2 separate regions of the Homo sapiens genome follow, and region 1 is linked to region 2. The links are chromatin contacts, found by Hi-C or POLR2A ChIA-PET in ENCODE. All regions are on one chromosome and are shown on one strand. Each heading gives the region's core, a stretch centred on a gene start or an enhancer-like site at or near the end of the contact. The rest is flanking DNA. Distances are from core to core; before and after follow the strand shown.

Region 1 (6,229 bases), core at 2,731-5,230, 98 kb before region 2:
TTCTAGCTTCAAAATTATGTATATAATTTGCTTAAAATAATCAATATGAGAGTATGAATGACTGATCATATCCTAATGAATCTCTACAGGGTCAAGTTCTAGATACGACAATGAGTTCCTTTTAGAGGGGTTGGAGCAGGTCAGGGGAGGCTTCCTTCACATCACAAAATGACCTGGTGGGTCAGCTACAGATGGAGGGCAGTGGATAGGTCTTGGAGGAGCAGGAAATTTTTCTATCTTGAAGACCTCTTCATTTGTAATCTGACCTACTTCCTGGGATATAAACTGTCATTGATGAGATTATGTATATTTTCTTGTGATTCCAGACTTTATGGATACCTTGCATAATCTATAAACTAGTAGATAACTGTAAGAGAAGAAAAGCCAGGTTGCGGCTCCTAAATTCTGCCTGTTGTTAATGGAAGAAACTCTGCTACTGCTCTGAATTCTCCTTCCCCATCATCTTCCCATTTGAAGCATCGGTTTCACTGGTTTAACCCTAATTTCTCAATAACGGAAGCAAATATTGCAATGGGGAGAGTACAACCCCACCTTAAAACAAATACCCTAGAACCTGTGTCTTTCTAAGCTACACAAAACACGTCAGGATTTGGACTGCCTTTGGAATGCTGAGCCATTAACCCCCACTGACAGAAATCGGGGGGAGCACAAACTCTGAGTCTCATCTGATGACAGCTTAAAAGATCATGGGAGTGAGGCTAGAGAAACTTTTACACCATTAGTCCTGCCCTTGTACTATCTCCTGGCAACTGACCCCAGCAATTAATAGCCTAGGAATTACAATCCTACTTACTGTTGATGCCTAATTACTATATAGGACGATGATTATGCAGATCATTAAATGTTTGTCAAATTAAAAATTTTAAAGTTTTAATTTCAACACTAAATCCTCAGTGGGTTTAGATGTATACAGACTTCATAAAATCATATCACACGGTCTTCTTACAAGGTAAAAAACACAAAATACAACGGTGCTCTCAAGTGATACTTTTTTTGCGGGGGATGGGGGAAGGAGTTTCGCTTTTGTTGCCCAGGCTAGAATGCAATGGCGTGATCTCGGCTCACCGCAACCTCCACCTCCTGGGTTCAAGTGATTCTCCTACCTCAGCCTCCAGAAAGTCTGAGATTACAGGCATGCGCGACCACACCCGGCTAATTTTGTATTTTTAGTAGAGACGCGGTTTCTCTGTGTTGGTCAGGCTGGTCTCGAACTCCCAACCTCAGGTGATCCGCCCGCCTCGGCCTCCCAAAGTGCTGGGATTACAGGTGTGAGCCACCGCACGGGCAGATCACCTCAGGTCGGGAGTTCGAGACCAGCCTGACCAACACAGAGAAACCCCATCTCTACTAAAAATACAAAATTAGCCGGGCATGGTGGTGCATGCCTGTTATCCCAGCTACTCGGGAGGCTGAGGCAGGAGAATCGCTTGAACCCGGGAGGTGGAGGTTGTGGTGAGCCAAGATCACGCCATTGCACTCCAGCCTAGGCAACAAGAGCAAACTCCGTCCCAAAAAAAAAAAAAAAAAAAAAAAAGAAAGAAGTATACTTCTAATGTCCAAATAATACATAATATAGTCATTTTGAAAATCTGCACATCATAACAGGATTCCTCATAGCAGGATATTTTCATGCTCAGTCTTGTATTTCAGCACAAACTAAAGAGTTACACATCACAGTATGTCTGTAGTATCATGGGCTTCCCAGATATGGCTGGACTTCAGCAACAGTAGCCTTTTAAAAACAAATTCCATGGCCCCAATATCATTTAGTTACTTTTATTTAAACTTACCAGCAACTGAACACTATCTTTCCCTAAAAGATGAAGAATCTTGTAAATGCTTGCAAAGATTAAGGGATAAGTGTAACTCCTCAGTCTCTCTGTCCATTCCCAAGTCAAATAACCATAATTAGTAACATTAAGGAGTAAATGTCCAATAATATTGAAACCTATTTCCGTGTTTTTTTTTTTTTTAAGATGGGGTCTCACTCTCTTGCCCAGGCTGGTCTCAAACTTGGGCTCAAGTGGTCCTGCCTCTACAGGTGCACACCACTTCACCTGGCAAAATCTATTTTCATTTCCATTTATAAAACAATATTTTATTTTGTGGCAGTCTTAAAACAGCATTTTATACTGGATATTTGCATTAAAAATTCAATTGGCCAACTAAACTCTTAACTTCTTCAAGGCAGTAATGTGTTTTTTACTTTCTCTGTATCCTCCAAGTGCTAAGTACTGTGGGAATGTATGCTAACGGCTGTGTCAAGTATATTAACATAAAAGAAAGATACAGGAGAAATATTTGTATAAAATAATGGTATACTTTGATGAGTTAAAATTATTTGGGGAAAATACGGAAAACTGAAAATATGTATAGTAGTCCCCCCTTATCTGTGGTTTCTCTTTCCATGTTTCAGTTGCCCAGAGTCAACCACTGTCTGAAAATATGAAGATATTTTGAGAGAGACCACATAAAAGTTCACATAACTTTTATTATAGTATTGTGTTATACTTGTTATATTTTAATACTGTTAATCTCTTACTGTACCTAATTTGTATAAACTTTATCATAAGCGTGTGTGTATTTTTTACATATATAAAAACAATATATATAGAGTTTGGTACTGTCTACAGTTTCAAGCATCCACTAGGGATTTTGGAAACTATCTACTGAAGACGAGGGAGCAAGGGGGACTACTCTAAAAGAAACTGAGCACAATTTCCAAGATGAATACACACTCATAGTCTGGAAAAGAAACCACAAAGGATATTTGAAAACCATGTGATGTGAAACTTCAAGAGACTGCCAGTATTCATCTGGAACAAAACTTGTCTGCACTAAAAAGCAGTTTAATATTCGTAAAGCTATGGTAAACAAGAGCAGATAAATATTTTCTCCAAGAAGATCTGAAAAACAGAACAAAACAGGTAATAGTGGCACAAAAGTCAGGCAGTTCCACTTGCAAAACTTAAAATCTGCTGCTCTGGTTGGCTCCTTGTAAGGCACAGTAGTGACCTCTGGTCCCTCCACACCATTCTTAAAGCCAACTTGGTTGGTTATACAAGCACCACAGCGTCATCACTGGGTGACTGCCACTCTTTTAGTTTAACCAACTTTTCTTGCAACTTATTGTGTAAAGATAATATTAAAATAAATACAAAAAAAAAAGAGTGGGTTAACTAAGGCCTTAGGCTAATTAATTAGGTCATACTATGTGTGTATCTAATGAAAGAAACCAGCTAACAAATTACTAATTTGGGAAGCAGCCCTTTGTATATGTGCAATATAAAATGGTCCTCTGTACATATATATTGATGATTACTATTATATATGCCAGGCACTGTGTTAATTTCTTCACATGCATCTCACTTAATCCTCCAAACAATATTATGGGATAGGTATTATTAGCCCCATTTTACAGACGAGCAAATTGAGGCCCAGAAATTAAACTGCCTTGTCCAAATAAAGTTGTAAATTACTTATCAGGATTCAAACCCGGGTCTGTGTGATGTCTCCAAAGTCCTGCTCTTGACCACAAATGGACAGCCTGTCGGCCAAATACAGAGTATTTTTTAAAAAATTGAATTTAGTTGCCAACATTTAAAAATCAGAATTTATATTAAAATCTGTGTTTCCAGCATTTCCCAGCATTTCAAAACTCAAGATCTGGCAACACAGAGCTCAACGGGCAACTGGCTGGTAATGAAATGGAGGGGGTTCCTTTTAGATGGGGGTAGGAGCTCTCCAGACAGTGTCCCCTCACTCACCCCCGCGGCGCCTGGCGCTCTTCTCCTGGGTGTTGAAGTACAAGGTAGACTTTCTCTTTCGCAGCTTTATCTTGCCGTGGGAGCGGTTCTGGAGACCATGCAAAGTGAGGCTGGCATCTCCGCCCCCCGGCTCCATTCCGCACTTGCTTAGGGGCCTCCTCATCCCTGGCCGCCACCTTCCTAAGGCGGAAGAAAGCTGCAGTAGCGCGCTGCTCGTCCATCCATTAAGTTTGGCCTTTGAGAGCAGTCGTCGCTCGCAAGCCCGGAAGTAACCGGGAACGGGCAACTTCGTAGCTCCCACCCGACGTGGTGGCCTCCTTGCGGTTTCCTTTCGCCGTTTCCGAACCGAGGGATTGCTACTCGCCTTTGGCTTGGCGGTCTCTGTGCTCGGGGGTCCGAAAACTGCTGGAAGGCCCCCGGTCTCTGGAGGGGAGCAGGCGGTAGCGAGTTTAGTGACGTGGAGCAGGCGCAGAACAGTCGGAGGTACCTGAGTGGTTATTAAAAACGGTAACGGTAATTGTAGACGTCAGTGTTGGTGTTAACATTTCAGGTTCGTTGCTCTCACAAAAAATGCCTGTTCAACGAGGTAGGCAGGGTAGGGATGATTTAGCTTGTTGTACAGATGTGGAAACAGGCCGAATGGTTCCTATTTTTTTTGTTGTTGTTGCTGTTGTTAGGTTTTTTTTTTGTTTTTGTTTTTGTTTTTTTTTTTGAGACGGAGTTTCGCTCTTGTAGTCCAGGCTGGAGTGCAGTGGCGCAATCTGGGCTCACTGCAACTTCTGCCTCCCGGGTTCCAGTGATTTTCCTGCCTCAGCTCCCAAGTAGCTGGGACTACAGGCGCGCCACCACGCCTGGCCAATTTTTGTGTTTTTTTGTAGAGACGGGGTTTCACCATATTGGCCTGGCTGGTCTGGAACTCCTGACCTCGTGATCCGCCCGCCTCGGCCTCCCAAAGTGTTGGGATTACAGGCGTGAGCCACCGCGTGCGGCCCACTCCTCTTGTTAAAAGTAAAACCAGGCCGGGCGCGGTGGCTCACGCCTGTATTCCCAGTACTTTGGGAGGCCAAGACGGGCGGATCAGGAGGTCAGAGGATCGAGACCATCCTGGCTAACACGGTGAAACCCCGTCTCTACAAAAAATACAAAAAATTAGCCGGGTGTGGTGACACGCGCCTGTAGTCCCAGCTTCTCGGGAGGCTGAGGTAGGAGAATGGCGTTAACCGAGGAGGCGGAGCTTGCAGTGAGCCGAGATTGCGCCATTGCACTCCAGCCTGGGCGACAGAGCGAGACTCCGTCTCAAAAAAAAAAAAAAAAAGAAAAAGTATGCATTTAAAACCATTGAGAACATTCTGTAATAGAAAAGGTTTTAGTTTTGTCTTATACCCTTCCCTAATTCACTTCCTGTACTCCTTATGTATTTATATTCTTGTTTTAATTAGTAACATATTATAAAAATATTGTTCACTCCAGTGCAAAGTAGTGACATAACATCTTTTAAAAGGACATTGTACTAAGTGATGGCTTTGCTTTCCATTTTTGTATGCAGATTTGAAGAGATTTCCTGGGTGTGGAGTGTGACTTTCCAAAACCAGCTTTTCCTTGAGCTGTATTTGTTGCAGCAATGTTTAGGAGATTGACTTTTGCACAACTGCTTTTTGCCACTGTCCTTGGAATTGCTGGAGGAGTATATATTTTTCAACCAGTATTTGAACAGTATGCCAAAGATCAGAAGGAATTAAAAGAAAAGATGCAGTTGGTACAAGAATCAGAAGAGAAGAAAAGTTAATACTACATGGAGTTAGGCCTGGCGCAGTGGCTCACGCCTGTAATCCCAGCACTTTGGGAGGCCGAGGCGGGTGGATCAGGTGGTCAGGAGTTCAAGACCAGCCTGACCAACATGGTGAAACCCTGTCTCTACTGAAAATACAAAAATCAGCCAGGCTTGGTGGCATGCGCCTGTAATCCCAGCTACTTGGGAGGCTGAGGCAGGAGCATCACTTGAACCTGGGAGGCAGAGGTGGCAGTGAGTCAAGATCACGCTGCTGCACTCCAGCCTGGGTGACAGAGCGAGACTCCATCTAAAAAAACAAAAAGCAAAAAAACCCACAAATACCTCATGGAGATGAACTGTAATAATTGCTTAAAGTTCCATTTAATTATGTTAACTCTAATCTAGCAAAAACATAGATGTACTTAAAAATAAATCATGGATAATGATTTTTTAACCTAACACTGTTAATTTTAATGTTTATTGTATATTTGTCATTTTATGTCTTTTTACCAGGACAGATAAGTAATTTCCTTTTAAACAAAAGTGAATATTTTAGGAATATTTTCTACTTGAGGTTTATTTTTCTAGGAATTCAGCATATGCAGTATCATGGGGTGCCAGTCTCAGTGTGTATATAATAATTGGGAAGGGTGTTTGCAATAGTGTTTGT
Region 2 (7,146 bases), core at 3,216-5,715:
TTTCTTAGTGAAGTTTTTAAAATAACTGATTAATTTGCTTTTTAGATAAGCACAATCTTAGTAGAAAAATTAGGAAAAATGAGACAAAAAGAAGAAATCACCAATAATCACACTTCCTAGACTACCCAAAATAAATACTGTTAACCATAATTACTGGTGATACTTACATGCTCTTCTAAATGCTTTAATATATTAACTTAGTAGTTCTCAAATGTGAATGTGCATCTCAGTCACCTGGAGGACTTTTTAAAACACAGATTTCTAGCCCCATTTCCAGCATTCCTGATTCAGTAGAGCTGGAGTGGGACCTGAGACTTGCATGTCAACAAATTCTTAGGTTATGCTAAGGCTGGTGGCTCACAGTCTTTACCTGCAGAATCACTGGATTAATTCATTTTAATCCTTACCTTGACTGTATAAAGTAAGTAGTATCATTATCACCATTTACAGATGGGGAAATTGAGGCAGTCAAATAACTTCATCAGGGTCACACAGCTAGTAAATGGCAGAGCCAGGATTCATCCCTAGGTACACTGGATCCTGAGTCTGTGCTCATAGCATGACACTGGGCATGGACCTATAACACCTTATAAGGCATTAACAGAGCACAGAGCCACTCTGGAGACCAGAAAGATAATGAGGTAACCATGAAGCAAGTCTTGAAGGAAGGTTGTGGTTAAGTATTCAGTGATGTGGGAACAGCATGTGTAACAACCTGGAGGAAAGAAAGGGCATGGCTTTTCATGAAATGGTACACAGTTTAGTCTGTCCTCTGTAGGTCTTATTACCCCAGTTGCCCCATGAGGGCAAAGAACTGTTGTGAAATTCCATGCAGAGTATCAGGCCTGTGCTAATGCTCAGTAAACACCTGCCTACTTGACTTTCTCATGATAAGATATGATGAACACTACTTCATAATGAGGAACTAAAATGTCCACACTTTTCTGGTTAACCATGATGAAAAAATAAATTAGGCCATAAACTCTGAAGTATGTCTTACTGTGAACGTTTAGGCCTTAATTTTATTCTGGGGTGTGATGGGTAAGAAATGAGGTGTTATTTTCCTACTTTGAAAGATTAAACTATTTAGCTTAGTGAAGCTCTTTGGTTTGAGTCAATTGCTTTTTATAATTGTGCCTATTTGCAGGTTTTCAGGTGAAATAAAAGCTGCGGAATAAGAATTATAGTCCTCTGCTTCCACTTGGCTCTGGTGACAGAATCACTTACTGTTTATTCTGGGTCTTTTCTTCTCATTGAAGCCTGTATCTTGTTTGTTTTAAATGAGTTGATTCTGCCCTAGGATAATAGAAAAATGTGAAAAACATTTTGGATAGAAATAGATTAGTTTGGAGAAAAACAATTCTTTTAGAAATGTCATTGCTATGGAGAAAAAAACACATAAAAACAGTTTTAAGATTAGCAGTAAACCCTAGGAACTCCTGCAACTTTCTTTTCAAATAGCCTTCATAAAAAAGAAAGGTGTTTTGTATGTGTGTGTGTGCATATGTGTGCGTGTGCACATGTGGGCCCTCACACTTGAGAGGTAGCACATTCTCCTATAAACTCTCCGATATCAATAAACTGGGGTATGTGCTTAAGAATGGTTTTATATTTCTGCCCCAACTATTCAGCTTTACAGATAAGATTACTGATGCTTTGAAAGCATTATGTCAATTCCCAATATCTATATATACATTATAGTCTTCAAAGCACTTTTGCATGTATTGTTCACTGATCATACACTTACATTATTATTTACATATATAATAAACTTTCTTATATTAATAGGCCAGCTACAGATGCATGCATATTGTGAAAACCCAGATATAGTGCTGTGTGGAAACAAGAGTGATCTGGAGGACCAGAGAGTAGTGAAAGAGGAGGAAGCCATAGCACTCGCAGAGAAATATGGGTGAGTATTTTTGTGGAGAAGTCTAGAGAAAACATTTTCAATATAAACATTAGCAGGTGAATGGTAATGAAAAAGATAAAAGTGGACAATTAAAGCAAAACCTCAGCCATAGGCCTTGGGGCATGTTGAATGTGTCCTTTTTATATGATATGATAGTAGGATCCATTGACAATGCATGTGGCAAGGGCCTCCTTCAGTGCTTTGGTCCCATTTTCTCAAACTCTTGGCATTTGCAGAGAGACAACTTTGAGTTGTCTCAGAGGCGCCTTAAGTATGTAAGGCCTTCTTTCCAAGATGCAAATAGGAGACTCCTGGGGTAAAGAAATCCTCCATGTTGAGCGAGGAAATTTCTTTTTTCATTTCTTTTCTTTTTTTTTTTTGAGACAGAGTCTCACACTGTCACCCAGGCTGGAGTGCAGTGGCACAATCTCGGCTCACTGCAACCTCCACCTCCCGGGTTCAAGCGATTCTCCTACCTCAGCCTCCCAAGTAGCTGGGACTACAGGAGTCCACCATCATGCCCGGCTAATTTTTGTATTTTTAGTAGAGATGGGGTTTCTGGTACCATATTGGCCAGGCTGGTCTCCAACTCCTGACCTTGTGACCCACCCGCCTCAGCCTCCCAAAGTGCTGGGATTACAGGTATGAGCCACCACACCCAGCCTCAGCAAGGAAATTTCAAAGCCACTTCATGTACTATTGTAGAGAATGCTAGCATATAAGAAGGGCTTATTGGTTATTGCAGATTAGGTGCTGGTTTTGAAATTTCTATTCTGGGAGAGGAGTGTGAGATCTCCTTTGGCTTAGTCTATGGTCTTGTGGTGGAGGGTCAGCAAAATACTGTCGTTCTCCTTGAGTTCTGGGAATAGGATCATAGCAGCAGCAGCAGCAGCAGCAGCATGAACTGGACATGAAAGAAGTGGTCAGCTGCTGCTTATTAAAGTATTAAAGTGTTAAGGGTGCCTCTAAAAGGAATTTTTACTTTACTTTCTTTCTGCCTCTCACACAATGAGAACCCATATGTAAATTCAAACCCTTAATAGCATTAAAAGAGGAAGGAAGCAAGTGGGTTGAGAAGGGAGGGGAGGGAAATAGAGATGGTGTAGATGGTGTAGGGGATGTTACCTAGTTTGTGGCTTTGGTGGTTAGCAGAATCCAAGAAGGCCAAGAGAAAACCTTTCCCTTTTTATTGTGTGATCACTGCTTTATTCTTTCTTTGGTTGATGGAGGTTCAGAAAGCTGGTAGGGTTTATAGTGGGAAGGGAGGGGGAGGATAGGTTGGCCAGGTAGGAAGAAGCCAGACTCTGGAGGGGTTTGAATACCAGGTAAGGAGATTAGATTTGATCCCTGGAGGACAGGGAGTTGCTGAAAGCCTTTGAGCATGGAGGGATGTTATGTTTACATTTCCAGATCAGTCTATAGGCTATAGGTGGGGAGGGAGGAAAGACTAGAGATTGATAGATTGCAGTGGTCTGTGAGGTGGGCAGAGGCTAGCTTTGTGAAAAAGGAAAAGGAAGAATAAATCAGGAAAAACACATAGAGTAGGGCAGGATTTTAGGTTTTTCTCAAGGCTAGCTCAGCTGAAGGATTCCCATCCACTATAGGCTTACTCTGGCAAGGATTTGCAATTGCATGTAGAGGTTTTTACCCTAGGGCAGATGGTGTTTAACCATGTTAGAAACATCCAGAGAACTTTTAACACATTCTCATGTCTGGGCTTCACCTCTGACCATCAGACATAATTGGTTTGGAGGAGTTTCTCAGGCAGGGTTCACTTGAAGAAGCATACCTATACATGAAGGGATCTGTTACAGGAATTTGAGCATATGCAATTGTGGGAGCTGGGTAAGTAGTCTCTGTAAGGTGTTGTCTTTGTGTCTGATGCTGAAGCCTGAAGGACAGGACAGTCAGACAGGAAGGGGAGAAGGATGTGAAATGGGGGATGGATGGAAAAAGTGAGAACCAGCTGGTGCCCATAATGAGGGACTAAAACCCATGTCACTTCCTGTTGCCTCTGACCTGGCTGGTGTGGGTGTCCTGCAGAAACTGGGGCCCTTTGTCACAGGGCTAACAACATCACCTGGCCCAGGTGCAGGTCTAGTTGCAGGTTTATGACAATAAGATGAGCCAGCAGATAAGCGACAATATATGAGGGCTATGAAATGGAGGTTGCTTCACTTCCTACCCCCAAAATTGCCCCCAAATCTCTTTTGTGGCCCACCCTAACCAGAAAGGGCATTCTGGGAAATGTTGTTTAGCCTAGCCAAGCTGACTCATTACAAAGCCTGGGCATTGGTATCTTTTAAAATCTCCCCACGTGATCTTCATGTGCAATGGTTGAGAACCAGTGACTTAGGTGATTCTGAGGGGGAGGCTGACAGAGTCTTACCGGCCAGTCTGAAATGTCCCCCTGCTCCCCTGAGAGGCACTCATGTAACGTAGTGGAAAAGAAACAGGGAGAGAACGATTACCACAGAGAATGCTGTAGTGTTGAAGCTGTGAGGTATGTTGCAATGGGTAAGGAGGAAGTAAGTGATGAAGCAATGGAAACCATGGATCCTAGAGCATTCTTTTGAGAGTATGTCAGTAAATGCAAAGAAAAAAAAGAAAAAGGCAGTTAGAGGAGTTAGCTAGATCAAACAAGCACATTCAAGTATATTCTCAAGTACTGGGGGAGGGTCAGGCTTGACTTCTTGCCCCTGTGGGCTTTTTCAGCCCTTTGCTTGTTTCCTGTGCCCTCGGTCTTAGGATTCCACAGCCTGTCTGGTTTCACAGAGCCTAACCCTGCCTTCTGTCATATGGGGTATCTGAGGGGTGTGGGGGACTGTCTTTGACCTGTGCCCAGGTCACGATGGTTATGGAGTATTTCATAGAGAGGAGCTCAATCTATAGTTTTTGAATTGGGTTAAAATGAGAAAAGAGGATTTAGCAGATAATGATTGAAACCCTTGAAGAAAGGAAAGGGCTAGAAACAGAGTCCCTTAGGATACAGAAAGCATACCATGTAGTTTGGTAGGCTGTTTGGCACTTTTAGAGGAAAATATGATGGAAAAATTTGGTTCACATGCATTTCACAAATATGGCATATAACTTTAATGATTATTTTCACAGATGTTTTGTTTCATTCTTAGAACATTTACACTGGTTACACATGCACTAAAGGACTATATTGTTTAGTTTATCCATGTGCTAACAGTCAGAAAACAGGATAAAGTTTATGGCATATCTTCATATAATTTGTATGTTGTTTGATAAATTTACATTTTTTGTTACTATTATGCTGTCTTCTATTCTCAATTCATAAAAACAGATCACTGGGGCCAGGTGTGGTGGCTCATACCTGCAATGCCAGCACTTTGGGAGGCCAAGGCAGGTGGATCACCGGAGGTCAGGAGTTCTAGACCAGCCTGGCCAACATGGTGAAACCCCATCTCTACTAAAAATACAAAAAATTAGCCAGGTGTGGTGGCGGGCACCTGTAATTCCAGCTACTTGGGAGGCTGAGGCAGGAGAATCGCTTGAACCCTGGTAAGGCAGAGGTTGCAGTGAGCCAAGATCGCACCATTGCACTCCAGCCTGGGCAACAAGAGCAAAACTCTGTCTCAAAACAAAACAAACAAACAAACAAAAACAAACAAACAAACAAAAAAACCCCAGATCATTGGTTTACAATTGGTTCTCTGGAATAGACATATCAAAGAATCAAACACCATGTCTCAGAAGAACTTTGTAAGCCTAATAAAGAACACTACAGTGCGAAAATGGAATGTTAATCTGTGTGTGCTGGGACAAGTAAATTTGAGAATGAGGACTTCATACAACAGACAAAAATGTAAAGGGCAAATTGTATGCATGATAATGAATATCAGAAAAAAAATTTGTAGTGGCCTAAGAGTCTACCGCTAATTTTCCATGTTTTTTTTTTTGTTGTTGTTTGTTTGTTTTTGCTGTGAAACTTGGTTAAATTGTAATATGAAGCTCTTAGGTCACTTCCTAACAAATCAAAGTGATCTCTGTGGTAAACCAATTGAATTTTCCTGGAACAAATGCAACATAATGGTTTCCAATGTATTATATTGAGTGATATTGTCAATGAAGTTGGAGAAGAGAACAAAACAGAAAGTTGTTCAAATTTGCACTCCTGCCAGCCAAGTGATTACAGTTCACATGGTTACTGAAACACTTTAAAAAGATAGCTACGAAGTCAGTGACAAGTAGAAGAGAAAGCTGAATGAAATATTGGCAACATTCCTCTTTTGGAAGACACTATTAGATCTCAAGCTTCAGTGTGCATCAGAATCAATCACCTGAACACTGGGTCCCGCAGTTTCTGATTCAGTAGGTCTGGGTTGGAGCCCACAAATGTATACTGATGATCAGTTTCTAGATGTTGCTGCTGCTGGTTCAAGACAACACTTTGAGTTCCTATCAAAGACGCATGCTAGCAAACATTTTGCTTGACAGGTGAGCATGCTAGCAGATATTTTCTTTGGACAAAGTCATTCTTGTACAGGATATGAACCAATTGTCTACTTGTGCCATGCATGAGTGAGTGAAATATGCTCAATGACTTCTCATTGGAAAATCCATGCTAAAGAGAGGAAGATTTTTTTTCTCACCCAGTTAATTACATCACCTATGATATAGGCTGGGAAGGGACCTTGGCATTGGTAGTGAGGGAGCACCAACCACAAGTGAGCAGACAAGGGCTTCACTCTGTGACTAAATATGGTTGCGTTGAAATGTCTGTCCATACTTTATTCACAGAGGATAGTTGGTGGTCATAATAAGCCTTTGTTCTTGATTCAGAGTTGAGGAAAATAGAGAAAAATGTGAATATGATCTAAAGCTGGGCATGGTGGCTCATGCCTGTAATCCCAGCACTTTGGGAGGTTGAGGTGGGTGGATCACCTGAGCTCAGGAGTTCGAGACCAGCCTGGCCAACATGGTGAAACCCCGTCTCTACAAAAATATAAAAATTACCTGGGTATGATGGTGGGTGCCTGTAATCCCAGCTACTTGGGAGGCTGAGGCAGGAGAATTGCTTGAACCCAGGAGGCAGAGGTTGCAGTGAGCCAAGATCACACCATTGCACTCCAGCCTGAGCAAAAGAGCGAGGCTCTGCCTCTAAAAAAAAAAAAAAAAAGAATGTGAACTAAGAATGACAACTGAATGTACATATTTTGTGTACTGTGCAAAGAAATGGGCAGCAAATTTAAGATGATGTTCTCCCT

The links. A loop is a pair of places that touch in the nucleus more often than their neighbours do. ChIA-PET counts read pairs that join two places held with the same protein, here RNA polymerase II (POLR2A). Pooled maps may share reads with other maps.
Region 1: a map of astrocyte of the cerebellum shows a loop between it and region 2 (5-fold over the local background). The contact joins the promoter of PIGB here to the enhancer-like site in region 2. A Hi-C loop is called at or near these places in 2 of 168 maps with a recorded cell type or tissue (CD4-positive, alpha-beta memory T cell and astrocyte of the cerebellum), 8 of 37 single-sample maps with no recorded cell type and 16 of 50 pooled maps. POLR2A ChIA-PET finds 5 or more read pairs at or near these places in 20 of 52 experiments (AG04450, CD4-positive, alpha-beta T cell, CD4-positive, alpha-beta memory T cell and 15 more).

Annotation. Positions count from the first base shown.
Region 1 is chr15:55,316,973-55,323,201 of GRCh38, reverse strand. PIGB (phosphatidylinositol glycan anchor biosynthesis class B) reads right to left here and starts at 3,980. Exons shown (of 12, transcript NM_004855.5): 1 at 3,789-3,980; 2 at 2,792-2,927; 3 at 1,812-1,929. The coding sequence starts at 3,951. It overlaps PIGBOS1 (PIGB opposite strand 1), which reads left to right and starts at 4,079. Exons shown (of 2, transcript NM_001308421.2): 1 at 4,079-4,338; 2 at 5,335-6,018. The coding sequence starts at 5,410. The coding sequence ends at 5,574. It also overlaps a transcript of RAB27A not described here. RefSeq lists enhancers at 3,721-3,800, 3,871-3,950, 4,011-4,100, 4,151-4,220.
Region 2 is chr15:55,218,655-55,225,800 of GRCh38, reverse strand. RAB27A (RAB27A, member RAS oncogene family) reads left to right here. Exons shown (of 7, transcript NM_183235.3): 6 at 1,789-1,912. Among named protein-coding and RNA genes, the nearest start is that of RSL24D1, 25 kb to the right of the region's middle. RefSeq lists an enhancer at 2,652-2,721. Within about 2 kb of position 4,465, at least 11 of the 41 ENCODE cell types and tissues checked have a DNase peak (open chromatin) inside an H3K27ac peak, as active enhancers do; they include CD8-positive, alpha-beta T cell, where a contact is called at or near this core.